7 separate regions of the Mus musculus genome follow, and all the other regions are linked to region 1. A link is a loop called in an ENCODE intact Hi-C map of the cell type or tissue named here. Cell type or tissue: heart. All regions are shown on one strand.

Evidence for each region. A loop is a pair of places that touch in the nucleus more often than their neighbours do. Peaks named below come from ENCODE experiments on the same cell type or tissue, not always from the same donor. Only the 100,000 strongest peaks of a DNase experiment are listed, where the experiment ranks them.
Region 2: a loop joins it to region 1, with 2.4 times the contacts of the local background. A loop is called at or near these places in 12 of 42 quality-filtered maps.
Region 3: a loop joins it to region 1, with 2.2 times the contacts of the local background. A loop is called at or near these places in 9 of 42 quality-filtered maps.
Region 4: a loop joins it to region 1, with 2.5 times the contacts of the local background. A loop is called at or near these places in 4 of 42 quality-filtered maps.
Region 5: it touches region 1 in a loop (2.9-fold over the local background); 4 of 42 quality-filtered maps call a loop at or near these places.
Region 6: a loop joins it to region 1, with 3 times the contacts of the local background. A loop is called at or near these places in 10 of 42 quality-filtered maps.
Region 7: a loop joins it to region 1, with 2.6 times the contacts of the local background. A loop is called at or near these places in 4 of 42 quality-filtered maps.

What each region holds. Positions count from the first base shown.
Region 1 is chr7:43,464,150-43,468,149 of GRCm38, forward strand. Vsig10l (V-set and immunoglobulin domain containing 10 like) reads left to right here. Exons shown (of 10, transcript NM_001368881.1): 2 at 1-26; 3 at 657-950; 4 at 1,072-1,356; 5 at 2,217-2,471; 6 at 3,278-3,556; 7 at 3,805-4,000. Gm39000 (a long non-coding RNA gene) reads right to left here and starts at 2,410. Exons shown (of 3, transcript XR_003946763.1): 1 at 1,881-2,410; 2 at 1-948. In heart, CTCF peaks have their summits at 1,183 and 2,404 (motif pointing left); DNase peaks (open chromatin) are centred at 882, 1,592 and 2,392; H3K4me3 peaks cover 2,084 bases; H3K27ac peaks cover 1,137 bases; H3K27me3 peaks cover 1,130 bases.
Region 2 is chr7:43,281,071-43,285,070 of GRCm38, forward strand. No RefSeq gene overlaps it. Among named protein-coding and RNA genes, the nearest start is that of Gm35588, 29 kb to the left of the region's middle. In heart, no CTCF peak of the experiment used is centred here; DNase peaks (open chromatin) are centred at 1,991 and 2,301; H3K4me3 peaks cover 498 bases.
Region 3 is chr7:43,559,721-43,563,720 of GRCm38, forward strand. Zfp658 (zinc finger protein 658) reads left to right here and starts at 2,650. Exons shown (of 5, transcript NM_001008549.2): 1 at 2,650-2,701. In heart, a CTCF peak has its summit at 2,483; DNase peaks (open chromatin) are centred at 2,471, 3,151 and 3,801; H3K4me3 peaks cover 1,599 bases; H3K27ac peaks cover 1,010 bases.
Region 4 is chr7:43,310,884-43,314,883 of GRCm38, forward strand. It overlaps Zfp715 (zinc finger protein 715), which reads right to left and starts at 2,417. Exons shown (of 5, transcript NM_027264.4): 1 at 2,221-2,417; 2 at 148-302. The coding sequence starts at 282. In heart, a CTCF peak has its summit at 2,005 (motif pointing left); DNase peaks (open chromatin) are centred at 968 and 2,428; H3K4me3 peaks cover 2,259 bases; H3K27ac peaks cover 2,047 bases.
Region 5 is chr7:43,303,301-43,307,300 of GRCm38, forward strand. The region is part of intron 2 of Zfp715 (zinc finger protein 715); the gene reads right to left. Among named protein-coding and RNA genes, the nearest start is that of Zfp715, 8.0 kb to the right of the region's middle. In heart, a CTCF peak has its summit at 2,160; a DNase peak (open chromatin) is centred at 2,111; H3K4me3 peaks cover 646 bases; H3K27ac peaks cover 1,207 bases.
Region 6 is chr7:43,577,906-43,581,905 of GRCm38, forward strand. Zfp719 (zinc finger protein 719) reads left to right here and starts at 1,681. Exons shown (of 4, transcript NM_172482.1): 1 at 1,681-1,861. In heart, no CTCF peak of the experiment used is centred here; DNase peaks (open chromatin) are centred at 1,716 and 2,136; H3K4me3 peaks cover 1,931 bases; H3K27ac peaks cover 1,752 bases.
Region 7 is chr7:43,670,139-43,674,138 of GRCm38, forward strand. Ctu1 (cytosolic thiouridylase subunit 1) reads left to right here and starts at 1,893. Exons shown (of 3, transcript NM_145582.1): 1 at 1,893-1,937. It also overlaps a transcript of Siglece not described here. In heart, no CTCF peak of the experiment used is centred here; a DNase peak (open chromatin) is centred at 1,773; H3K4me3 peaks cover 2,132 bases; H3K27ac peaks cover 1,784 bases.

The sequences.
Region 1 (4,000 bases):
TCGAGAGTTTGTGGTGGGTGTATTTGGTAAGTGGGGTCCGAGGTCCAGAGTGCAGGCTGCCGAGTGCCTGCTCTCCTCGCAGACCTCTGGACAAGTCTGTGCTGTGTGAATATGCTTCCTTCCTAGAAGAAAGAGCCTGTGGGTGGGGATAAGAGCAAAGGCAGGGACCAGAGCTCACCTTGTCTGAAGGAGGAGGTCTAAGCTGGACTCTTAGGTCTGAGAGAGGCCTGGACCTCACTTAGGTGTGACGGGGGAGGGCTAGGGCCTGAATCCGTGGGACCGAGGGAATTAAGACTGGGGTTTGGACTCAGGTCTGAAGGAGGAGGATTGAAGTCTGAACCCCTGGGTTTGAGGGAAGAGGGGGTGGGTCTTGACCTCAGAGTCTGAAGGAGGGCTGGAGTCTGGAGTCCTCAGACTGATGGAATAAGATTGGGGTTTGGACACCTAAGTTTGCGGGCTGAGGTATGCACCTCTGGGTCCAAGGGAGGAGGGCTGGGGTCTATATCCCTGGATCAGAGGAAGAAGGACTGAGAGCTCTGATTCTGGGTGCAGTGAGAGGAGAGAGGAAGGACTGAAGAGGCAGAGACTTATGGCCCAGGGAGGGAGTTCTGGTGTATGGGCTCTCCAACTCATCAAAGACTGTTCTGGATCTCCAGAGCCCTTGCCCCAGTTGTCAGTACAGCCCAGGGCGCCAGAGACAGAAGAAGGAGCAGCCGAGCTGCGGCTAAGCTGCGTGGGGTGGAACCCAGGTAGCGGGAAGCTGAGCTGGAGTAGAGACGGACGAGCCCTGGGCACCTCAGACCCTGAAGGCGCAGAGCCACCTCGCATCCGCACAGAACGGGACCAGCTGCTCATCTCACGTCCGGTACGCAGCGACCACGCCCGGTACACTTGCCAGGTCCGAAGCCCCTTTGGCCACACCGAAGCTGCAGCTGACGTCAGTGTTTTCTGTGAGTAGGAGAATGTCACCTGAGGATTCGAGTCTTGAATCCCCGGGGAGAAGTGAGCCCAATGTCTGTGAGTTCTTTAACAGTCCAACCCCTTTTTTTTGTCCCCAACCCCACACCCAAGACGGCCCGGACGCTCCTGTCATTAGGGTCTCCTCGGACCGGGATGCCAGTCCTGCGCTCTACGTCACTGCGGGCAGCAATGTGACCTTGCATTGCTCGGCCCCCTCGCGGCCGCCCGCGGACATCGCGTGGAGTCTGGCAGACCCCACAGAGGCCGCAGTGCCTGCGGGGCCTCGCCTCCTGCTGCCCGCTGTGGGGCCAGGCCATGGCGGCGCTTACGCCTGCATCGCCGCGAACCCTCGCACTGGCCACCGCCGGCGTTCAGTGTTCAACCTCACTGTGGCGGGTAAGAGCAGTAGGGGCCGTCCAGCAGCAGAAGAGGGGAAGCACATGGAGTCCTGGGTGTCAGCAAAGAGAAGAGACAGCGAGGGGGCGTGCCCTTCAGGGAGGGAGGCGCCAATAAGGAGGAGCTAGGGCAGCTACCGGTGGGCGTGGCTGTTGGAGAAGATGCCAAGCTAGCTGTGAAGATTAGGGAAATAGCTGCTGATGGACGTGGCTGCCAGGAAAGGGAGGAGCTAGCAAGCAGTTTGTGAGAAAACCTCAAGTAAGCAAGGCCACCAGGGAAAGAGTGAAGCTAGCAAGGAAGGTACAGGGACCTTCATAGGTGAGGTGGGACATCATCAGGGCGGAGCAGAGGCGTAATTATAGGGCGGGACAAGGGGCGGGTCTAGCCTGGAGGAGGGAAGACAATTTAGGTGGGCGTGGACTGTAGGAGGAGGGCTATCTGAGGGTAGAACACTCCCCAATTGCTAATGGACAGAGCAAACAAAGTCCCGTGCATAGGGCGGGGCCGATGGGTTTGCAGATTACCGGTGGAAGAGGTGAAGGTGTCAAGAAGATGGGGAAGAACCAGCTGGAGCCAAGGGTGGGTGGTCCTGGGGAAGGATTCTCAATCCAGTGAGCAGCAGAGTTAAATTGAAGAGCGAGTTTTGAAAGAGAAAGGACTAGTCAGCCTCGTAGGCTAGTAAGTAGGGTCCGTGAGCGTGGAAGGGAGGGAGTCACAAAGAGGCCAGACCACGCAGGAGGATAGAGCTACCTAGGAAAAGAGGCGGAGCGAAACCTGGAGGAGAAGTGGAGCATCCTGTGTAGAGGCAGGATAGGGGAAGATGGAAGGGCTAAGGCTGGAAAGTCTTTCGTCGGTTGCAGATCTGCCCCCCGGAGCCCCACAATGCTCAGTTGAAGGAGGTCCTGTGGACCGCAGCCTCCGCTTTCGCTGCTCCTGGCCTGGCGGGGTCCCTGCCGCCTCCCTGCAGTTCCAGGGTCTTCCCGAAGGCGTCCGAGCGGGACCGGTGCCATCTACGCTCCTGGTGACTGTCCCCGCCCGCCCGGAGCTCAGCGGCGTCGCCGTCACCTGCCTGGCCCGCCACCTGGTGGCCACACGTACATGCACGATCATCCCGGGTGAGAGGGGCTGGGCCTCCTTACTGTCTGTAAGGGAAGTGGAAGACTTTTCCTTTGCTCCTTTGCGGTTTAAGGAAAAGGCCAGAGAGAACTTTACTCATTTTAGGAAAGCCAAACGTAACTTTCTTTGGGCATTGGTTCTCTCCTTCCATCATGTAAGTCTCAGGGCTTGAACTCAGGTCGTCGGGCTCCGTGGCAATTGCCTTTATCTGCTGAACTACCTCCTGAAACTTCGGACATCACTGTCTTTGAACCTAGAGCAGAAACAAGGTTTTGTCCTACACTTCTGGGTGGGAAGACAGCAGGAACGGGGCATTTCTGAGACCAAACCCCTGGTCTCAGAAAGAGGACGAAAGAGAGAGAGAGAGAGAGAGAGAGAGAGAGAGGAGCTAATGATTATGAGTCTCCCAGTCTAGAGTCCTATGACATGTGACCAAAAGCGAATGAATGAATGGGGTGAGTGAGATGCTCAGAGGGGAAAGGTACTTGCCACCAAGCCTGATGGCCTAGGTTTGATCCTCAGAACCCTGGTAGTGAAAGACTAGAACCAACTCCCAGAAACCAACTCCCATGTCCTCTGATCACTGCATACTTTCAGTGGCAGATGCACACACAATAATGAAATGTTTTAAAAAGCTGTCAAGAAAATGAATGAATGAATGAATGAATGAATGAATGAACAGATCTTCATCTGGTCACAGAGGAGGGGGCATTTGCTACTTTTTGCCTTAACAAAGGACTCAGGACTTGGCTATTCATATCCAGTAAGGTCTTGTCTCTCTTAACTGGACTTCTCCCACCAACAGAAGCCCCCCAGGAAGTGCTGCTCCAGCCCATAGTAGAGGAGACACAGCCAGGGGATGTGGTGGTGGCACTGGAGGTCACCGGCTGTCCCCCACCCTCAAGAGCATCCTGGGCTCGGCAAGGACGGCCCCTGGCTCCAGGTGGTGGGGGCCGACTACAGCTTAGCCAGGATGGCCGAAAGCTCCTCATCAACAACTTCAGCCTGGATTGGGACCTGGGGAATTATTCTGTGCTGTGCAGCAGCGCACTGGGTGCTGGGGGCAACCAGATCACCCTCACAGGTAAGCTCTACCCAAACCAAGAACATGGATGTTCAGAAACCAGCCCTCTTCCCTCAGACCCAGGTGTCCAGGCTCTAATCACCCTCTCTCAGGTCCAGGGGTTCAGACCCAGGCCCCTTCCCTTGGACCCAGGTATCCAAGCATCCTTTCCCAGATCCAGGGGTCCAGATCACAACCTTCCTCTTCCAGGCCAGCCCTCCTCCCTGTCTCTCATCAGATCCTCAGCATCCGCCATCGTTCCTTCCCAGGGCCCTCTATTTCTTCCTGGAGGCTGCAGAGAGCCCAGGAAGCTGCAGTGCTCACCTGGGATGTAGAGCGAGGCACTCTCCTCACTGGCTTTCACATCCAGGCATGGACAGATAGCTCTGAAGTGGACAGAGTCACCATGAGTAGAGACTGGGTCTCCCTGCTCATTCTGGGCCCTCAGGAGCGATCAGCCATAGT
Region 2 (4,000 bases), 180 kb before region 1:
TAATCCCAGCACATCAGAGGCAATGACAAGTGCATCTCTGCATTCAAGGCCAGCCTGGTCTACAGAGTGAGTTCCACTACAGCCAGGGCTACACAGAGAAACCCTGTCTGAAAACAAAATAATCAAACAAACAACCTGTACTGGCTGGTTTTGTGTGTCTACTTGACACAAGCTGGAGTTATCACAGAGAAAGGAGCCTCCCTTGAGGAAACACCTCCATGAGATCCAGCTGTAAGGCATTTTCTCAATTAGTGATCGAGGGTGGGAGGGCCCATTGTGGGTGGTGCCATCCCTGAGCTGGTAGTCTTGGGTTCTATAAGAAAGCAAGCTGAGCAAGCCAGTAAAGAACACCCCTCTATGGCCTCTGCATCAGTTCCTGCCTCCTGACCTGCTTGAGTTCCAGTCCTGACTTTTCTTTGGTGATGAACAGCAATGTGGAAATGTAAGCTGAATAAACCCTTTCCTCCCCAACTTGCTTCTTGGTCTTGATGTTTGTGCAGGAATAGAAAGCTTAAGACATAATCAAACAAAGTTTCGTTTACTCAAGCATCTACTGAGTGTCTCCAAGTTCCCAACCCGCGGTGGTTATGGGTGACCCACAAAGGGAAACCTGGAAACTAGCATTCTAGGGGAGGGGCCATGTCATGGACGGAAAAGTACACAGTCCAAATGCTCCTTAAATAAGGAAAAACAAAAACAATGGGAAGGGCAGGTAAGATGGCTGCACAGGCAAAGATGCTTGCTGCTGATCTTGCTGCATGGTCTTGGAACCCATGTGGTAGACAGCAGGACAGACCCCCAACCCCAAATGTTGTTTCACACCCTCCATATTGGATCCAGATTTTTTGGGGGGTAGGGGGAGAAGACCCTGTAAGTCACTATATAGCCAAGCGAAGCTTGAACTTCTGCTCCACTTCCCAAGTGTAGGGCTACTGACATGAACTGCACTTAGGGCTCCATGCTCGCTCGGCCAGGCTCCTGCCAAGTGTCCATCCCTGACCTATACTGTAACAGGATTCTTCGGTGTGAGTGTGAATAGAGCAGAGAGCAACAAGGACAGAAACAGTGGTGCAACGTGACTCAGAACCTGGCAGATGCTGTAAAGGAGACCAGGAGAGTCTGGGTCTCTAGAAATAAAGCAGAGGGGACTCACTCAAAATCTGGAAGAAGAAACTGGGTGAGGGAGATGGAGGAGCAGATTCAAATACATTTGCACTCACGACAGCTGGGCCAGTTGAGAGGAGGCAGGAGGTGTGTGAGGAGGGAAAGACTAAGGAGTTGGTTTCTGGAAAGGAAATGGGAGTTTCCTTTGGACATAATAAGGCATTCATGGCTCTGGAGAGTGTTTTTGTGAACCCTAGGATAGTTCTGGCCCATAAGCCAGGCTCTTACAGCTACTTGAATACCCCTAAGCCCAGCTTCACCCCCATGGGGTTGTAGCCAGGACAGAGAAGGGTGTAATTTCATGCACCCTCCCAGGTTGGAGAGACAGAAATCAACATGGGCTACACTGATCGAAACAAGTCAGCTGAGGAGCAAGCTGTTTAGGTCAGGTCCAGGGTAGGAGACAGAATGGGCTGTCATTGCTCATAGGGAGCTTACCAGAATGCTGGGAGAGAAGGCCGAGACCAGACCCAGGCACTGTAGTGTATGTCTTAAGGAGTTCAAGGCTAGCCTCTGTCATATAGCTCACGGATAGCCTGATCTTCATTAGATCCAGGGAAAGGGGAAGGGGAAGGGGAAGGGGAAGGGGATGGGGAAGGGGAAGGGGAAGGGGAAGGGGAAGGGGAAGGGAAGGAAGCCTTCAATTCTGACAGGGTAGACTACACTAGGAGGAACCAGGCAATCACTTGGGCAGAACTCGTTGCAAGTTGGCTGGGAAGCCCAGGAAATCATAGACTGACAAAAGGACTACGACTCCCAGAGGGCTGTGGAGCCACCAGCCTACAACTCCCAGGGGCCCACAAGTTAGGGGTGGGGGGGTTTCGCTATTGGACCCAGAGGGCTTGCTTCTTTCGAATGTGATGGGCTTGTATCTATCAGTAAGGCTCTGCAAAGAGGAGTGCTCTGCCACCCAAGCCCAGGGTACCCTTGGCCATCCCACCGGTTCCCTTCTGCGCCTGCTGCCGATTATCTGCAGCATTTGGCGGTTCAACATCACCGCGTTTCACGGCAGAGTATATTGCAAAACCAATGAATAGATTTTAGATGTTATGCGTTCGTGAGAAGTGTGATGAGAAGAGACCTGGAAAGGGAGTAAGAATTATGGGAGGTGGAGCCCGCGCTAGATGCATTTCCAGATCTGACCACGAGGTGGCGCTAAGTGGGCATATGCGCACTTTCTTCAGGAAAAGGAACCTGGGAGTACAGATATATCAGATCTATCATGCTTGCTATTGTCAAGTAATTGTGGGGAGGAGCATACCTGTCTGTTGCCAGGTAACTGTGGTGAAGCTTAGACAGAATTCTAACATTTACTTTTACTTTTTAAAATGTGGATCAGTGTTTTTGCTTGCATGTGTGTCTGTACATGTGGTATCTACAGGTCCACAGAGGTTGTCAGATGCCCTACAAGTTAGATGGTTGTGAACCACCATGGAGGTGATGGGAATCAAACTTGGGTCCTCTGGACAAGCAACAAGTACCACTGAGCCATATCTTTCAGCCCCCAATGTATGGTTTTTAAAGGGCACATTTGATAATGTAAAAGTCTAACACAAGTCCCAAGGTGATATTGGGAGAAGCTGTATCTACAGAAACCGATTGGAATAATCAGGACTGTGGAAAGATTACAATGTTGCAGGTTCAGAGGCCAATTGACTTACTTGGGCTAGTTCTAGCCCTCTGGAACAGCTCTCCCAGGCCCACTTCTGTGGCAGAACCAACATCTTGTGACTAACAGATAAAAACGTTTTAGAAACTATTAACTTGCCGGACATGGGGCGGGGGTGGGGGTTGGGGGGAGAGACACCCTGACCTTTAATTCCATTTCTTAGGAGGAAGATGCAAGTGAGTCTCTGTGAGTTAGAGGCTAGCCAGATCTACACAGTGAGTTCCAGTGTAGCATAGAGAGATCTTGTCTCAAAAATATTTTTAAAAGATTTATTTATTATATGTAAGTACACTGTAGTTGTCTTCAGATGCACCAGAAGAGGGCGTCAGATCTCATTACGGATGGTTGTGAGCCACCATGTGGTTGCTGGGATTTGAACTCAGGACCTTTAGAAGCTCAGTCCGTGCTCTTAACCTCTGAGCCATCTCTCCAGCCCCTCAAAAATATTTTTAAAAGGAAGCTATTAACTTAGCTGACCACTAGCTTCCATGAACCTAGAAGCCAAGAGTGTAGTCAGATTGCATCTTGGGCCTAAAAAAAAATCTCCTCCATCTCATTGCATCTGCCTCTCTGATGTACCCACCAATGTAGTTTAAACTTGCCTGGATTTATGACTTTTTTCCACGTTGGAACATGGGATTGGGGGTAACTTAAGCCTGGATTCCTCAGACCATAGTCACTCAAACTGGTGCCAATTTAATCCCTTAAATCAGCTTTTATTTATTTATTTATTTATTTATTTATTTATTTATTTATTTTTTGCTTCTACAGTTGTTTGCTTGCTTGTTTATTAAGACAGCTTCTTACTATCTAGCTCTGGCTAGCCTAGAACTTGCTTTATAGACCACACTGCCCTAGAACTCAGAGATCCGCCTGCCTATGCCTCCAAAGTGCTTGGATTGATGGAGTATCCTATATGTCTCACCTTTGCTGTGCAGACTTTCATCTGAGCTTTTCAAGCCATTTCTGAGGAAAAGACCATGGCCATATACGCCTTAAGCACTTAAGCCTGGGGTGTAACTATTTTGGCAAAAGCATCTATGTGTGAAAGGAACACTGCCTCTAGAGAGGTCACTACAGCAAATGCTGATGCCAGAGTTCCTGCTTCCCTCCCAGCTCTCTGAGGCTTTGACCAGACTCTTGGATAGGAAGCGCCTTACTCTCCTT
Region 3 (4,000 bases), 96 kb after region 1:
CTGAATTAATTTGCAGCTCCATTTGAACTTCCACTTGAGAGCTCTGGCCTAGAAACATGGCCAGATTATAGTTTGATGCCTTTTTCCTCCATAATCAATTCAGTGTGTATAGCATGCATGCTTTATTGCACCCCACCAGGTCATCTTGCCCTGCTGATATTGAAATTTATTACTACATCCAAGTTGTATTACTCAGTACACTATAAAGTGTACACTACACTACAAAGATCTCAGTACAGTGTTACCTTCCTGGTTTAGAGACCATTGGTGAGCAGAAAAGTGTTACTATTGTAACCTCCATTCAGGCTGCACTTATTGTCTCCAGTCCTTCTGCAATGCAGATCTGGCCACCATCCAATCTTCACTTAGCCTTACCTTGATTCCTGTAGGAAAGCTAATCCTTTTGAAGTATGTCTATGATCATCTCAGCCTTGTACTTAAAATGCTTATGTGGCCATTCACTCCGCTCCTCTCTGGGACTTAGCTCAGTTGGCAGAATGCTTGCCCAGGGAGAAACCCTGGGCTTGATATCCTGCACTGCATACATTATACTCCTGTAATCTAACCACGCAGGAGGTGGAGGCAGGAGGATCAGAACTTGAGCTGATCTTTGGCTTCACAGGAAATTTGAGGCTAACCTGGGGCACATAAGACCCTATTTATAAATAAATAATTGCTTATGCTCTTTCACAGTCATTTCCAGCTCAGCTCCTTCTTTGGGATTTGGGTGACACCTATAATCTCACCATCACGGGACCTCCTCTCTCACATGCAGCTCCAGGAATTTATTATGAACTTCCTTATTTATCCACCCTCACTTCCACTCTTTTCTGGAAAATTCTGTTCTCCACCTCATGCTTAAAACATCTCAGGTCCAATTTAAGGTGTTGTGCCCTGAGTACTGTAGCAACTACTTCCAGGTACCTAATTTACCCTCCTAGACAGTTTGTTTTGTATACATTTCTGTTATTTCTTTTAATATAGCATCTCACTGTGTAGCCCTAGCTGGCCTGGAACTCACTGTATAAACCAGGCTGGTCTGGAACTCACAAAAATCTGCTTACCTCTGCCTTCCAAGTGCTGGGATTAAGGTTGTGTTCCACCATGCCTGACCTACAATGTTTTTCAGGGTATCTGTGGTTCAGCCTCCTGATGCATGGGGTGGTTTTATGGTATGGACAGGGCAACTTCCTCAGCTGCCCATTAGGTCAGTCTCATGGAGCACAAAGAAGGAGAGGCATACAGTTTCAGCTTCTTTTGTGCTTCATCACCTCCACAGGGCAAGTGCTCCATCTTCCTGGTGGACTGACTGTGACTCAGGCTGCAAGACAGATGGGCACTGTACCACATTTACAGCCTAGAGAGGTCATAAGCATAAGGAGAGAGCCTGTGGAAGAGCAAGGTGGTGCCCGGGAGGCAATAAGTGCGTGTGGGTATCAATCATATGCTAAGATGTAGCAGAGAATCGATCAGAAGTTGATATTTGCATATTAACTTTTATGTGGTTTAATATAATTTGGCATGTGGTGATGGGTGGCTGAGACTACTTTTTGGGACCCCCGGAGCTGTATCTTTGGACACAAAACCCTGGTCACAAGAGCACCAGTACTATAATTTGTTCTCAAGACAATCAAAATCATATGTGAAGCTAGGCATGATGGCATATCCCCCCCACCCCCCAGCCCTGGAAAGCAGAAGCAGGGGATCATACCATGTTCAATGCTATACTCTTGTCTACACAGAACTAGAGAACGCTAACCTGAGATACTGCACACAATCGTTCATTTTGTTCAGATATTCGACTTTGGCCTATGGATTTATTCCCTCTACTGTACTGCACGTTTTCGTCATCAATTGATCTCTCACCATTTATCATTATCTCCCTCTCCACCTTCCTCTACACTATTTCTTATATATGCAAAACACACAATAAATAATGAAGAATTAAAATAAAAACACTTGTCATTGACAACAGATTTTCTCCACCTCTGGTCCCCATGAAAAGCCTCAGTGTCACATTTATTTCAGACCTTCATCTTTAAAGATTCCACATGGCTTCAATTCCCATTTCCCAACAAACCTAGTTTTTTTTTTCTTTATATTTATTAATTTATTTTTTATTTACTTCTTAGTTTAGAGGAAAAAAATCTTTTAAGTCCCTGAGAATATACAGAAAAAAAAATGGTATTTTTAGTAATATGCAGCATCCCGGTCTCTTGGAAATAACTGATATACACGTATAGGTAGGAAGTAAAATCCCCTGAAAATATGAGACAGCCTTGGACTTTCACTGTGTCACAGTCCACAAGCTTTGCCTGCTTATGTGCACACTGTGATGGTGGTCCCTGTATCATTGTATTGTGGGAGTGGCCATGACAGCTCCTAAAGGAACAGAAACTACAGGAAGATCCAAGTGAAGTATTGGCAAGTTGTAGCGTCACAAATAGTAGCGCGCATGCGCTTCGCCAGCCTCCACAAGGGGAAAAAAGGGGGTGTGGGAGGGTGGCGAAGAACACTGATTCGCAGTAAACGGAAGTGGTCTCGAGCGGTCATATCCGCTTAAATCTCCGCGCAGATCAGTTCTGTTATTGTTGCCCGCACTCCAGGAGAGTTTGGATTCTAACACTGAGGGCCCGGGGGCGGAAGTCGCAGGGAGGGACACTGCGCGTCCTGTGCAGAGTTCTCTGCATTGTTGTGAGAGGTGAGCGGCAGGGGCGCAGGGAGGATGCTGTGCTGTTGAGCGCTGATTTGTGTTGAGTGACAGCTGACACAGCTACTGGAGGGATGCCCTGGTTGAGCTGGGGTGGGAATCCTATGGGAGTTGGGAGAGCAGGGTTGCTGAGAGAGACAGACAGTGCAGCCAGCTACCGCAAGCCTGGGGCTAGCGTCTCTGAGGGCGATCGCGCTGCTTTCTAGTAGTAGCCTGCGAGAAGAGAACAGGCAGATACAAATGGAAAATGAGATTATTTGTGGTTTGGGCTTAATTTGGGAAAGCCAGCCATTCTCGGTCAGCCTGTGGCTTCTGCCTGCGGAACTAATACTAAGAACACGTGGAACAAAAGCCAGGGGATTTGCATATGCAAAGAGGGCACAGGCATCGGAGCTGCAAGTTGAGCCTTTGTGCAGGTAGCAAGGCTTGTAAAACAGGACCTTTTCGTTCCCAGCATGTAGTCTCCTGTAGAGAGCTAGCGCTGCAAAGCAAACGTTTAAAAGGCAAATCCTAATCCCCGGGCCGTTTTATGTGAGGGCTGGGACATGAGGCGGGTCAATGCTGCCTCTGCTGAGACCATATGGTCACAATAAGAGTCAGTGATTGGCACTTGAGCAGAAGGACCCTGTGTCCTTATTGGAGGTTGTATGTTCCTTGGGTATCACTATTGAGTTTATTGAAGATTCTCTGGAAACTAGTAAATTGTCATCTTGGCTGCCAAAGTAATAACGTTCTGGGGAACTAGGTATGCCCATTTTAACCCCGTGGTTAAATTAATCCTGTGGTCAGTCCACTTATCAGAGGTTACTTAAAGTCCAGAATGACAGTGAATATGTCCTGTGTACCATAAAAACATTGTGGACAAGGGAGAAATGTTTTGTGTCGAGGGCCTGGTGTTTATGTGCAGGGTTTCCAAGTCAGGGAAGGGATTGAGCCATTGAATTTAAGGAAGAGAAACAGGATGTCAATGTGGGCATAGATGAAAACGAAAATGTCTAGACAGGCACAGAGAGCCAGGAGTGGCCATCACCACACCACACTGCACCACATCTCTGCTCTCAGAAGGAGAAAGGGTTCTGGGTGCTGGGCACACAGAGACCGCCCGAGATCATGGGCACTGGGTGTGGTTTAGAGTAGGGAAGGAACGGGACTGGTCCTGCTCTTCCTCTTAGGGTGTGTTCTGGAACAGCCCATAAGCTTAGTTGTCATTTCTGAGAGAGAAATGGTTGTATCAATGCTGGTGGCATGCTTAAAAGAGCTCTCGTGAGAGCTGGGCACAATGGCGCACAC
Region 4 (4,000 bases), 150 kb before region 1:
GAGAGGGCAAGGGGGTGAGGGGTAATTACTTAGTGTGTGCTATATATAGTCCCTTCCTAACGAGATTAAGATGGTCTCAGAAGTCTGCAGCTTCCTGCGTCTGCCCTGAAGACCCGAAGAACCAATCATGAAGTCACTCCTGCTTACCTCACAGGACTCAGGCTGCTCCTCTGCACCCAATGGCTGGCTCTTCTGTTGGAAATTTGGATCTGCAGCCATGGCCCCTCTGTCTTCTGTTCTTGACGTTTTCTTCGTAGCAAATCCAAATCCCTCAAGAGTCATGGACGTTGAAGAAGGGCTAGCTGTGGCACAGAAGGAAATCCTTAGGCCTGAATGATTGCAGTGGTCTCAGAGACACCGGAAATCACTAAAAGACAACAACCAAACATCTGACCATGAATTGGTGAGGGCCTATATGGAAGAACAGGTGTAGGCAGTGTAGAGGATACATAAAAGCCCTGCTCTTGTTATTAGTCTGGGTTCTAAAACAAACAACAAAAGAAAACAAACAAAAAATTAAAAAACCATCCATTAGGAAGGAAGGACACACTGCAGCACTCACATGTTAACTAGTAGAAAACCAATGTGCTAACTAACTTAGTCATTACAAAATGAGTACATAGGTGCTTATTGTAGGGATCCAGAATGCCATGCTAGGGAAGGCTCACTAAGCCCTCAGCACCTGCCTGAAAGGAAGTAAAATACTTACAAAAAATCAGTACGTTGCCAACTTAATTTTGATTGCATTTCAAACAAACTTTTTAGCTACACATATGCATTACTACTCTGCTTGATTTGCTCGTAGGTCACTAAATAGAAGAACAGGGGTACATATTCGAGCTGTTTTCATTCTAAGGAACACCCTGGCCACCATATCTATGCAGTCCCTTCTGTAGTCAGCATCTAAAAACAGCATTCCTGTTTCCTGTTGCACAAAGCGCTCAGGATGACAGCCAATTTTGATTGTAGCGTGAGTTTCTAGACATTTCCCCGTCTACACAGACACATTAAGAAAAACAGGCTTATCCAATCCTCACTCCCCCACTCCATGTCTGTCTGTGTGCCCCCTCCCCCGCTCCCATGTGTAAGTGTGTGTGTGTGTGTGTGTGTGTCTGTATTTGAGACAAGGTCTATTATTTAGCTCTGGCTATCCTGAACTTGCTATGTAGACCAGGCTAGCCTTTAACTTTCACTGCCTGGGCCCCATTAGTGCTGGGATTTAAAGATATGAGCTACTTACTCCTCTCAGACCAATACACAGTTTTTTAAGCACTCCAAATCAACACAAACATTAGGGTACAAATAAAACGGCCCAATATTATTTTGGTCAACTGCCAACCAGTGATCTTTAACGTCTGTATAGGATCCCAAAGACAGGCAAGCACTGATGCACATAATGTCCAAAGGATTCCCAAGTATGACTCTAATGTGCCCCAAAGAGTGAAAGTGTTTTTAATATTTGGGATCATTCCTTCAATAATGCTGGTCATCCAGAGGTAGGAACGAATTAGTTGGAAAAGGAGACCCAAAAGCAGCCCATAAAACAAGATTCCCTACTTTTACGGACCTTAGAAGAAATCTCTTGAGCTCAGCAGCCTAGATAACTAGGCAGCATGCAAAGCGTGGGACCCCCTCCCTCCCTCCCTCTCTCCCTCCCTCATCCGTGAGAGCCTGAGCACTCGCAGTTCCGACACCTGTGGTCTTGACACTTGCTACTTTGGTCAAGCCGACGGGATTTTCTTCACATAGTGCTAACCGGAATCAAGCCACAGTCACTGGCCACGCCAACACTAACGACCAGAGTCGCCCTCACAAGCATCCCACTCCCGCCCTAGGCTCCATCGCTGCCTCTGCTGACCCCTACGCCAATCACGGCTTGAGTGGGGCACAGGCCACCTCAAAGTCTTCGCCCTTAAGCTCCCGACTCCCACCCGGGGACCCGCTGCGTGCAGCGCCCACTCACTGAGTCCCGCCCCCTAATGGCCTCAGCTGACAACTTTCATGGACGACTGCGTGAAAACCCACAGGAGAGCACATTGGGAAGTGACAAAACACCCAAGATACGGGAAACCCTCGGGAACAGGGTGAAAGCGCACCACGCGACCCCCACCCCATCTGACGAGCCCCGGCAGCCGCCTCAGCCCAGTCCTTCAGCACAAACCAGCGCTCGGCACAGCACTGCGTCCTCCCACCCCCTGCGCCGCCGCCGCCGCCACTCACCTCACACTGCCCGGCCGAGAGCTCTGCACACGGCACGCCTGACGGCGACTTCCGCCCACGGAAGCCGAAGAGTCCCGGATGGAAAAGTTCCAAACCACCTCGCGGACCCGCCAGCGAAGTAACACTCGAATGACTACAACATTTAAGGTTTCACGGCCACTCTATTTCCGGTGTCTTTTAGATTTCCGGCAGGACATGTCCACGCCCAGTAGAATAATGCGCATGCCCACTAACACTTTTGACCCGAGTGTGCCTGCCAGCAGTCAGCATGGCAGACCGGGTGGTTCCAGTTTCCTTGGAAACTGTGGTGGCGGCGTGAGTGAGCTCCGGACGTTGGAGGCCACCATCCAGGAACTTTGATTCCATGTGGGCGGGCAGCTAAATGCAACGCCTTTGAGTGGAAGTCTGAAAGCTGTCTCCCATATGGTGTGACAGGCCTGGCAGGAATATGATAGTCTAAAGAGACATTCTGTGCCCCTTCCTCTACAGACTATTGAGACAATGGAACACAGAAATAGAAATTCCATGATGGGAGAAAGGATGTGCTGAAGCCAGGAGGCAGTCAGAGCAGGGACTTGTCACAGGAAAACAGATTTCACACCGTTCTGACAACTTCCTAGACCACTTTGCAGGACAGACTTCAGTCGGAGACAATGATAGCGAGGGGCCACAAACTAAGATTGCTTGGTAAGACTGCTTAGTTACATACCTCTTGCTTTCTATTTAAACCTAATTCTGCAGGGGAGAAGGGATGATATGATAGAGAGGTAGCTTAACAGGTAAGTGCCCAAACTGCTCTTAAGGGCTCAATTCCAGCACTCACACGTCAGCTCACAACTATCTGTAACTCCTGTTCCAAGCGGACGCTCTCTTCTGACCTCCAAAGACACCGAGCACACTAGTGGTACACAGACACTCGTGCAGATAAAACACCCATACACATAAAATAAAAATTTATATCTTGCCCAGTGGAGATGGTACACGTCTTTAGTCCCAACACTCTGTAGAGAGAGTCAGGCAGACCTCTGAGTTCAAGGCCAGCCTAGTCTATAGAGAAAGTTCCAGGACAGCCAGGAGAAATCCTGCCAAAAAAAAAAAAAAAAGAATTAAATCTTGATCAAGAAGTTGGCTCATACCTTTAATTCCAGTACTCTGGAGGCAGAGGAAGGCAGATCTCTGAGTCTGAGGCCAACCTGGGCTACATAACTGAATATAATCTCATAGCTCCCATTTTGCTATTGTGGAAAGATAAACTAGGCAAGATAGATCTCCATTGTTTTAAAATTGTATTTTCCTAAATTATGCAAGCTTTTGAGAAAGAAAAAAAAAAAAACCTTTAATGGGTTAACAGAAACTTTCGATTTCCAAGACAGAAAGCATCTGGGAATATCTAAAGACTTTTTTTTTAAGGTTTCTTTCTTTATTTTATGTATATGAGTATACTGTAGCTGTATTGATGGTTGTGAGCCACCATGTGGTTGCTGGGAGTTTGATTTTAGGACCTCTGCTCACTCTGGTTGACCTCCAGCTCCGCCCCTGCTCACTCCCACTTAAAGATTTATTTATTATTGTATGTAAGTACACTGTAGCTGTCTTCAGACACACCAAAAGAGGACGTCAGGTCTCATTACGGATGATTGTGAGCCACCATGTGGTTGCTGGAATTTGAACTCAGGACCTTCGGAAAAAGCAGTCAGTGCTCTTAACCGCTGAGCCATCTCTCCAGCCCAAGACTTTATTTATTTTATTTTTTTTAATTTTCTTAGGCTTGGTATAGTAA
Region 5 (4,000 bases), 160 kb before region 1:
ACAGAGTACCTGGTTCAATTTCTAGCACCTACATGGTGCCTCACAACCATCTGTAACTCCAGTTTAAGGGGATCTGATGGTCTCATCTGGTTCCTAAAAGCATTAGGCACACACACTGTGCACATTAACATAAAAGCAAAAACACTCATCATACATACAAAATGAAATACCCCTCTGATATGGACTCAAGTTACACAGTGCACAGTGTTGCTCTGAGTCTCCCTCAGCCAACAGCAGCTATTGCCATGTGTCACCATCACACTAGACAGTACATGTTTATATTAGACACCAGCTTACCAGAACTATAAGGACCAGAGTGCATGTAAGTGACACCAACAAAAAGTAACTGAGCCAAATCTAAAACCTGTCACAATCTAAAGGATAACCCAAGTTATTCTTTAGAATAACAAGTTCTTAAGAAGTAATTAACACAGGAGAAAAAATAAGAGATTAAAAGACTAAAATACTTTTTAGTGACTCTATATGTGTGGGCACTTGGCTGGACCTTTTGAGGGAGACTATGCATATGATAGTATAAGCAGGAACAGTGATGTTAAAAATAACTTATGGTTATATAAAAAGGTGATCATCTCTGGGATAAATTCCAACACACAAAGAAAAGGATAGCCTTTAGTATTTGGTTACCCAATAACCTAGCAATGGAAAGGGATGAGCAGGATGGGAATATGCTGAAGTTACTCAAAGAAGGGGTTAGAAACACAATTCATTCTACTTTTACTTATGTATGAACATCTTAATAATACAACACTGACACCCTTCAGGTCCCCACAGGCATAACTGAGCACGTGCTATTTCTTTCTGAGCTGCAAGTACTTTTGACAGATCTTCTAGTCTGACACAAGTGACACCCGCCAACAGGCAAAGCACTGTCACTTACATGCTGCTTCTCTGTGTAAAATATATTCTGTATTAAAATTCCTTACATTAACATGTCAGGCATATCACTGTGACTACAATGGATAATTCCAGAAATATTCCATTGGAATGCCTAATAGGGAAAATATCAATTAATTATATTACCATGAGAAGTTTCCTTTGGAGGAGTCAACAATTTTCAATATATTTCATCCTGTGGATGGAATGCCTGCACAGCTGGGCTTAGTGGTACACAGTTTGGATTTCAGCACTTCTAAGGCAGTTGGCAGATGGACCTCTGAGTTTGAGGCCAGCTGGATCTACATAGTAAGTTTCAGCACAGCCAGAACAAGAGAGAGAAAACCTGTACCAAAACCAAAACAAGCTCCCGAGAATGCATGCACCTCCAAAATTCACAGCTACCTTTAACAGATGATCAGCTCATGACAGTGGAGCCTTCAGATAACCAATATGCTAAGACTTCAAAGCCTTAATAACTGGGAGAAGCATGGGGAGCCTTTGACTCAAAAACACAAGAGTTCAGAGCTGGCCTCAGCTCTACAGCTAGTTTGAGAATTTTTTTTAAGTGAATAAAGAAAAAAGTTAACATATCAAAAAACTCAGAAGGAACAAACACTGATAACTATAAAGAGTAAAAATGAACAGTAAAATAATGTAAACAATAAAAACAAGTAAAAAAGATATCATAAAGGAAAATCAACAAAGTCCCTTACAAATACTAAAATGTAAGCAAACAGCAATAAAAAATAAAGAAAAAAAGCCATATGTGGTGGTCTATGCCTATAATCCCAAGCCCTGGAAGGTGGAGGCAGAAGGATGAGGGATTCAAGACAACTGTGAACTGCACAGGGGGTTTGAGGCTAGTTTGGACTATATAAGACCCTACCAAGAAACAAAGACGACTAAGAGTGAGGAGCAGAAAGACCAGGTAAGTAGATGCTCAAAAAGTAAATGGACACTAGAGTGTAACCTCAAGCATATATTATGAACATATAAATTAAATCTGCAAGCAAATGCCCTGCTCTCAATGAGCTGACCAGCAGTGATCAGTAAGACTGCTGAGCCTGCACAGCTCTATCTACCTCGCTGCATTTACCCCAGCAGTGGAAATGCTGGGTGTCACACAACACACCTCACAAACTTGACTGCAGTTTTCCAAACTGGCCTAAGTGATACTCTCAGCAGTGGCTCCAAGAGCATTCCTCTGCTTCCTTGGGACACAGGCACATCTACACTTGATATTTTTAGTGTGGCTAATTTTAGACATTCCGGTGGAGGGAGCCATGGAGGAAGCTTAGCTTTTCCTGTTTCCTGAACCACACAAACAAGTCCCTTGCTCATTCAATTTTATATGGACTAAGCTTTTACAAGTAATACAGCCACTCTGAAGGAAGAGGCAGGCAGATTTCTGTGAATTCGGGGACAACCTGGTCTACAGAACTAAGTCTGGCCCAGCAAGGGCTACCCAGTGAGACCTTGTCTCAAAAAGAAAAAGAAAACTTTCTCACTCTGTGCCTTGCCTCTCTCACAAGGAAGGAATTTACACTGAGGAGAGTGGAGAACTTTGAGCTACGAGAGGGAGTGACTGGGGAAGGGGAACAAAGCGGTTAAGGACCATGACATGCTGATGACACCCAGACAATACAGGAATGGAAGACACCAGCAGACATTGCACAGGATAAAGTGAAATGACACAGAAAGCCTAATTTTCATACTCTCCATTCAGAAAAGTCACATTTCAAAATACTACAAAAGTGCAAGAACAGGTCTATGTGCCACTAATCAAACATCAAAACATTTTTGAAGCCGGGCATGGTGGTGGCGCACGCCTTTAATCCCAGCACTCGGGAGGCAGAGGCAGGCGCATTTCTGAGTTCGAGGCCAGCCTGGTCTACAAAGTGAGTTCCAGGACAGCCAGGGCTACACAGAGAAACCCTGTCTCGAAAAACAAACAAACAAAAAAATTGAAATCCTGCTTTTTAAAAGATTTATTTAAAAAATTTATTTATTTATTTTATGTATATGAGTATACTGTAGCTGTCTTCAGACACACCAGAAGAGGGCATAAGATCCCAATACAGATGGTTGTGAGCCACCATGTGGTTGCTGGGAATTGAACTCAGGACCTCTGGAAGAGTAGTCAGTGCTTTTAATGGCTGAGCCATCTCTCCAGCCCTAAAAGACTTTTTTAAATGTTATGAGTGTTTTGCATCTGCATGCATATGCACCATGTGTGTGCCGTATGCACAGGAGGCCAGAAGAGGCCATGGGATCCCCTGGAACTGGATGATAGACAGTTGTGAGCTACCACACTGGGAACTGAACCTGCTTCGTCTGCTCAACAGCAGTGTTCTTAACTGCTGAGTCATCTCGCTAGCAACCTAGAATCCTTTAAAAAAGAACAGTAACTGAGCTAAAAGACAGCTCAGTAGATAAAGGTATCTCCACCAAGACTGACAATTTTATGCCCAGGACCCACAGAGTAGGAAGAAATGATTTCCAACTGAAGTTGTCCTCTGACATCCACACTTTGTGACACGTGACAAAGAAATAATGATATTAAAAATTATCAAAAGAATGAGGGAAGCAGCACATTAAAAATAAAAAGTATTGGAGAGATAGCTCAGCAATTAAGAGGTCATAGTTTTAGTTCCCAGCATATGGTAGCTCACTCCAGTTTCAGTGGATTCTACATCCTATCTGGCCTCCTCAGGCACCTGCTTGCACACAGTGTACATGTGCAAACTCATGCAAGCACAAACACATAAATATATTTTTTTAATTTTTTAACCTTTATTTTTTTCAAAGACTTACTTATTTTATATGTGAGTACACTGTTGCAGTCTTCAGACACGCCAGAAAAGGGCATCATATTCCATTACAGATGGTTGTGAGCCACCATGTGGTTGCTGGAAATTGAGCTCAGGACCTCTGGAAGAGCAATCAGTGCTCTTAAACGCTAAGCCATCTCTCCAGCCAACACATAAATATTTTTAAAAGCTTTAAAAATAAATAGCCAGGTATGGTAGAACACACCTTTAATGTCAGCATGTGGGAGGTATAGGCAAATTACTGTAAGTTTGAGTCCAGTTTGGTTTACATA
Region 6 (4,000 bases), 110 kb after region 1:
GTGAACTAGCAGTGGCTCAGGACACAAGATAGATGAGCATTGTTTATTGACTAAAGAGGGAAAACTATTGAAAGAAATTCCGGGCTGGGCATGGTGGCGCATGCATTTAATCCCAGCACTTCGAAGGCAGAGGCAGGGGGATTTCTGAGTTCGAGGCCAGCCTGGTCTACAAAGTGAGTTCCAGGACAGCCAAGGCTACATACCCTGTCTCGAAACAAAACAAAACAAAACAAAACAAAACAAAACAAAACAAAACAAAAAGAAATTCCGGAAGAACACGTTGGTGCCTAACTTATCATAATTTTGCTCTGTGGTGATGGATGGCTGAGTCCACTCTTTTGGGACTCCTGAGGTGTATCTTTGATGATGAAACTGTTTCCTAAATCATTATTCCTGTAGTCTGTTCTCAGTGGGAAGCTCTAGACTATGTGTGAACTGGGCATGATTGCACATTGTTGTAATCCTAGAACTTCCCTGGTATAGACAAGATCAGAGTAACTTCAAGGCCAGCCTGGTCTACATAGTTCCAGACCAGTGGTTCTCAACCTTTCTAATATTTTTCATTGCTACTTCATAACTGTAATTTTGCTACTGTTATGAATCATGATGTAAATATTTTTGGAGATAGAGGTTTGTCAAAGGGGTCATAACCCACAGGTTGAGAACCACTGTTCTAGACTGTCCAGGGCTAGAATGTGTTTAATATGGAGATAACTCACACAATTTTATACTTTATTCTTATAATGTACATTAGGTCTACTAATTTATTCACTACAGTGCTAGGTGTTTTTCCCATTTGACTAGTGTCCCTGTTTATCATTATTTCCACTGCCCACCTAGTTCTACATTATTTCTATTATGCGATTTAGAAGACATTTTACTTCTAAGTAAGAACAGGTTTCTATCCTCTGGGAACCGTGAGATGCCTCAGTATGACGTAAATGATGGCTTATCTCAGTTTCTCACCGTTGGTGTTCCATATGACTTACCTCCTGTTTCCTAATAACCCCACATAGTTTTCAATTTTTGAAAAATTAGAAAAGGCCAGTGTGGTGATACACATCTTTAATCCCAGCACTCGGGAAACAGAGGCCATGAGATGTCTGAGAGTCCAAGGCCAGAATGACCTTCATGTCCGGTTCCAAGCCAGTCAGACCAATATAGTGAGGTCATCTCAAAAATAAGAACTTCTTTCAATTCTGGTGAAAATCAAGAGAAAGTTGAAGAAAAAGAGAAACAGATTAAAAGCACTTGTTGCTCTTGCAGCTGTCCTGGATGCTATAAACTCAACATGCAGGCAAAAATACATAAAGTAAATCTAATAAAATACAGGGGAAAAAAAGGTACATTTAGGAAGATGTAATGTTACAGTGTCTTAGAATTATATACACATACAAGACGTTAATAAATCCCCTAAGCATGTGAGACAGCCTTGGACTTTCACCTATCACATTCTTGTCGGCTGTATGGAACCGTTGCGCTTTGATGCTTGCCTCTGTGTCACGGGAGTGTGGGTTCAGCCATGGCACTTTCTAGGAAGAAGTTAAAAAAAAAAAAAAAAAAATCAGAAACCACCAGATGAGCCATAATAAGTACTGGCAAGACAGACTTCCGCCAGTGGTGGTGCGCATGCGCGCCACCCAGGGCTACGTGGTAGTGAACTGAGGGAACCCTTATTCAAATCGGAAGTGGCCTAGAGTGATCACATCCGCTCAGATCTTAAAGTAGTTCGCCTCTCCTGTCGTTGCCAGGGTAGCGTGGGTGTTTGGAATCCGAACCCATGGAATTGTGGGTGTCTGTGGGCGGAAGTCTCGCAGTCCTGGCGTGCCGTGTGCAGAGCTTCTCTAAGGTGTAATGTGAGGTGAGTGGATGTGGAGCAGAGGACGCTGTGCTGCTGAGCGCCGGTTTGTGCTGAGTGATGGTTGAATCGGCCCCAGGGGGGGATGAGGTGGATAAAGTGGGGGTCGTTCGGTTCTCTTTCATTCTGTTCCTGCGGGTTTTCCGCGTCTGTATTTTGTCACTTCCCAGTATGCTGTCCTGTGGGATTTCCCACCGTCGTCCGTGAAAATTACCATGTGAGGGCATTCGGGGCAGGACTCAGTGAGTGGGCGCTGCAGCATCCGGGAGCTTCAGGGCGAGGACCTTGAGATGGCTTGTGATCCGCTCAGTCTGTGATTGGCTTAGGAGTCAGGCGATGGAGCTTGAGGCCAGTGTAGGGTGCTTTGTGAGGGCGACCGCGTCGCTTTCTGGGCTGTTTGAGTAGCTGGTAACTGGAGCCCTGGCTCCTGGTCAAACACTGGCCTTCGAGAGGAGATAAACTCCAAAGAGTAAGAGAAAACGGGGAAATGAATTTATTTACGTTTGGTCCAAACTGGAGACCCAGTGCCCTCCATCTCTGTCAGCCTAAGCAGTATTAGCAATAGAAGGCACTGCCTAGAAGCCAGGAGATGTGTTTAGGTATATTTAATGTGGTCACAGTTATCTAAGCGGGGACATAGCCTTGGGGCTGCCCTTAGGTGTTCTGGATATTTCCTTTCCCCCGTATGCAACTGAAGACAGAAGAAAGATTTAAGAAAAAACTAGTCATTTCAGTTACAATTGAAAGTTTACATAAATACTGCAGTCCTTTGCTGATGTGAGGTCTGATCGGAGGTTTGACTTGTGCCTGGGATCTGTGAATTTGGCAAGGATTGGTAATTGGCAGTTACGCAGAAAGGTGCTGCTGTAAAAAGATTGTAAGGCAGAAGCCTGGGTTCCTGCATCCAAACAGGCAAGGGCCAGCCTCATCCAGTCTGCCTACTGAAGAGACCAGTGAGGAGGAAAGGCAGGAGAGTGGAGATGTGGGTCAGCAGTGTTGGGTTCCCAGCACCCACACCACATGGTGCCTTGGAACTGCCTGGTGGGACGATTCCAGGGGATCCGTGTTCCCTTCTGGCCTCCCAGCTAATGGTGCACAGACAAAGACAGACAAAACACCCACACACGTTTCATTTTTAAATGTTTGAATAGTAAGAATAAATCTTTAAAAAAAAATTTTTTTTTCCGTTAATGTTGGGCGAGCTGCCTTCTCCAATTATTCCCCACCTCCTAAAGAAATGTTAAGGAAAAAAAGAAAAGCAGAGGTTGAGACTCCATACAGTGGTAACGTTGAGCAGGCGGAGAGGTAAAGTGACCTAGTGGCCCCATGTCTGTCTCTAGTGCACAGATTTGAGGTTAAGTTTAGAAATCAAGCTTTATGTATTAAAGTAGTGCTGCAGGTTGTGGTGGCACATGACTGTCCTGTAATCTTAGCACTCTGCACTCGGAGGCTGGAGGATGTCTACATTATGGAGGCCAGGCTGGGCATGAAGTAGGTTAGCGTTTAAGTCAGAGCTGAAGTGCTAAAGACATACATAATGCTTTTTAGTAAAAGCAGCCGTGTGTGTGTGTGTGTGTGTGTGTGTGTGTGTGTGTGTGTGTTTCATCTTTTAAAATTTATGTGTATGAGTGTCTGACCGATGGTCACCAAGGGACACCAAGTGTGTGTCTAGTGGCCATCTGCTCCCCTGGAATCAGACACAGGAGGCTGTGAGCCACATGTGCAGATAGGTGCTGAGCCTGAGGCATGCGCAAGAGCAGCAATTGCTCTTAACCACTGAGCATCTCTCCAGCCACTGTTCCTTCCTTCCCTCCTCTTGTCTCCCTCCCTCCTTCTCTCCTTCCCTCCTTACTTCCTATCTTTTGACAGGCTATTCTATGTACCCCCGGCTAGCCTGAAACTCAGTTTGTAGGCCAGTCTGACCTCAAGTGTGGCTGTGATCCACCTGCCTCTGGCGTGCCGGGATTGTAGGTCTGCAACCAAAGTTTCCAGAAACCAAAAGTTTAGTTGTCTTTGGTCTCCTCAACAATTAGTCAATATCCATCTATGTATTTTACCTAAATAGCCTATTAGTTTCCAACTAAGAATGTCATTGGAGAGCCTATGAGGCCTGTAAAGGAGGTTTTCTCACCGTGTTGTAAC
Region 7 (4,000 bases), 210 kb after region 1:
TATCTATCTAAGCTCGCTCTATCTGTGGTGCTGAAGCACTATTCCCATAGCCTAGGTCAGCAGTTCTCATGCTGTAGGCTGTGACCCTTTTGGGGTCACAGGAGTTGCTTAAGACCATTGGAAAACACAGATACACACATTATGAGTCATAAGAGCAGCAAAATTACAATTATGAGGTTGCAACAAAAATAATTTTATGACTGGGGTCACCACAACATGAGGAACTGTGTGAAAGAGTTGCAAAATTAAGAAGGTTGAGAACCACGGAGCTGAACCCAGGCTGGTAGCTCAGGGCCGTAATTCCAGCTACTTGGAGGACCGAGGCAAAGGATTATAAGTTTGAGGACTGCACTGGCCACATGGCGAGACCCTGTTTAAATTTAAAAAGCATAGAAGTGGTGCATTCTGGGGCTATAGCTCAGTATTAGAGTGCTTACCTAATACCAATACTGAGGAGTTGGGGCATGGCTCACTATTAAAACCTCTGCCTAGAGTTTCTCCAATGAGGTGCTGGGAATATACCTAGCTTAGTAATAGAGCATCCACTTAGAATCCCCTAATGAGAGGCTAGGGTGTGGCACAGTGTTAAAACCCCTGCCTAGAATTTCCCAGTAAGTTCCTGGGTAGTAAGTGGCTCAATAATCGAGTCCCTACCTAGAATCCCCTAGTGAGGGGCTGGAGTGTGGTTCGTCGGTAGAAAGCTGTCTGAAACTGGAGAATGATCCACAGTAGGAATGCTTTTCATTTCAAGTGCATAAACAGCAAACTGCAGAAAGATAATGGGGCACCAGGTCAGACATGAAACAAACATCCAGTAGAAACAGACTGGGGAAGCTGGGAACCACACACAGTCTGCAGGAGGCTGAAGAAGAGGATCCCAGGAAGACAGACTCCCAACTAACCATTCCCACCACAGATGTCCTATGGGATGAGAAGTAGCAGAGGTCTCTGGGAATGGGTCCCATCCTATCTGTGTTCAAGGATACACTATTTTTCTTCTAAGAACTTACTCTCCTGTTCTTAAGGAAGTAGCGTTTCCACTTTATTTGGCTGTTCTCTTTCACTTTCTCACAGGACCAGGAAGCCGGCTGGTGACTGAGGAAGCGGTCTTGGAGAACGCTTTAAGACAAAATGCTTGGGTCTAAAGTCGGGCTGGGACGCCAGGTTCCCGGTGACCTTAAACAGTACAAGACGACAATTTACTGATGTGTATTACAATAGCTTACATAGCTGTGTGTCATCTGGACTCCTTCCACCTTTGTGAGAAAGGAAGGAAGGAAGGAAGGAAGGAAGGAAGGAAGGAAGGAAGGAAGGAAGGAAGGAAGACAGAAAGGGGCAAGATTGCATACACCTTTTATCTTAGCACTCTGGAGGCAGATGCAGGTGGGTCTCTGAGTTCAAGGCCAGCCTGGTCTATATGGCTAGTTCCTCCAGGACAGCCTAGGCTACATGGTAAGATCCTGGGGAGAGAATCAAAGAAAGAGAGAGCAAGGGAGAGAGACACAGAGAAGAGGGAGGGGGAAACAGTAACAGAGACTGAGAAGCAAGCAAGTAGCAGAAGTATATGATAGTCCACAAAACTAGGAAATTATACTGCAGCCATTCTGATTTCAACCACTTCTGATTTCAACTTCCCTTCTGGTGACCTCGCGTTGCCGGACAACATCAGGATTCTGGGCTCGGTTCCCAGGCCCTGGTGTGCGCCCTACAGAGTCGGCCCGTGGGGAGGCATTTGGCAGAAGGAAAGCTGTACTCTCAAGTGTTTCTGGGAATTGGAGTCCAAGCTGCTGTAGAGTTACAGGCCCGCGTCTGGAGCTGTTGCATTCTGGAAGTCGTAGGCAAAGCAGTTCAAGGCCTTATGGGAATTGTAGTCCCAGGGCATTTTTCCGCTCCAGGCTTCCGCGTGGCAGGCAGAGTACTCAGCTCGTTCCACTCAGGTTAGTGTTCCTCTTCCTCCGGTTCCTACGGGCTTGGGGCCATGGTGCCACGGGAGAGCTGAAGGTCTTTCTAGAGATTTGGCACTCGCTTTTATGATTGTCAACTCGCGTTCTGGCCAGGATCTCCTAGTCTGGTCTCTTGCCAGGCCGCTTTGTTCATTTGGTGGTAACAGATCATCTGCCTTCTCTTGCCCCTGTTAAATATGTTCTGGTGACGCCTCTTCTGCCCTTTAGGAGAGTTGGCCACCCGGAGGCACCCCTGAAATTTGTTTTGTAGATCAGGCTAGCCTGGAACTTGCAGAAATTCAACTGCCACTTCCTCTTGAGTGTTGGGATTAAAGGCGTGCACCACCACGCCTGTTATTACCTCGGGGGTTTGCCGCCAGTCTGTACACAATTCTTTCCCCCATCATCCCAGATACTTACTTAATTAGCATAAGCCCTGTTCGCTCCGTCAGCTAAAGACTACTGATATATCTATCAACCAGGTTCCCTCCATGATCTCAGGGCTACTACTGATGTGGTATCCCCCTTTTCTGTTTCTGCGTGTGTCTGTAAGCTACTCCTTACAATAGCAACCCCCTCACAGGATTAGATGACTGAGAACAGAGAGTGTATTTACACGCCATTCTGCATAAATGCGGGGGTAGAAGGTGGTGGGCACTCTCAGGAGACAGATAAGCCAGGCAGAAGGGACAGATTTGGGGAGCACTTGAAAGGTGCCCTGCAAGGATCCTAAGTGGGTCGTTAGGAGGTCAAGCCTGGAGGCACCTCTGAGCCTGATGATTCTAGGGCTTGCTGGGCAGGGCGTGAGGAGAAGTGAGGAGAGACTGGTGTGAACCTAATCCGGGCGAGAGGAAGGGGAGAAACAAAGGCTGAGGAGGATAGTTCAAGGGGCAGTGCTCAGCCAGGAGAGTTAGGGGAGTCTTGAGGGCTGCTTGCTGGGTTCAGTGATCAGAAAGAACTCTTTGGGCCAGAGGAAAGGAGTGTTCCTGGGATACTTGAGAGCATTCTGGAAAGGAGCCACGGGGCCTCCCAAGCATCATTCACGGACCTGTCAAAAAGGTAACTGGGCTGGATCTGCAGGTTGTTATATGCAAATTGTCGTGAAGGAGGGGAGGCCAAGGCAGAGACCAGTGACCCAGACAAGCAGGCTGTGCCAGTGTTCTGAGTTGTGCAGGATAATCAAACAATGAGGGTCACCTTAGAATGTAATCGGGCTCCAAGGCAGCAAGGAGGTCCAGCCTCAATGAACTGAACGTCAGGCTCTTTCTTTTTATTTAGCGTTTACTTTAGGTTGTGTCTCCTTTAGGACAGGTACTTCTGGGCAGCAGAAAAACTTTTAAAATAAAATAAGAATTAGGTTGCATAGTTAAATAATATGTGAAGATTTAGGTGGAGGTAGTCTTTTTTTTTCTTCACAAAAGTTGTTTTTTTTGGGGGGGGGGGTTAAAAAGTTTCTCAAACCAAAACTCCTCATCAAAGGAAACATCACACCCCTGAAACTTTGGTCCCTCTTGTGGACTGTTTGCTGTACTCAATAATGCAAGACATCGCATATGTATCAGGACTGTCTTGTACCAAGTCATGCCAAGGCCCTAAAGCTCCTTCAGAAAACAACTTCATAGACAATAGAAAATGATCTACGTCTTCTGCGATGACGTCTTCAAGGTCAAAGTACTTCTAGAGAACAATTCATTTTGATGTCTATTCTTGGTACACTGAAAGACAACCATTTCATTCTAAAGTTTACCCTAGATACAGCGATTTACTAGAATTCTTTTTTTTTTTTTTTTTTTGGTTTTTCGAGGCAGGGTTTCTCTGTATAGCCCTGGCTGTCCTGGAGCTCACTTTGTAGACCAGGCTGGCCTTGAGCTCAGAAATCCGCCTGCCTCTGCCTCCCAAGTGCTGGGATTAAAGGCGTGCGTTACCACTCCTGACGAGTTACTAGAATTCTACTGCAGCCCTGGCCATGGAGTAGGTGGGAAGTGTCTGGCATCTGAGGCCACAGAAGGATTGGCTGTATCCTTTTAGGGGATCTGAGCATGAGTTCTGAGGATGGA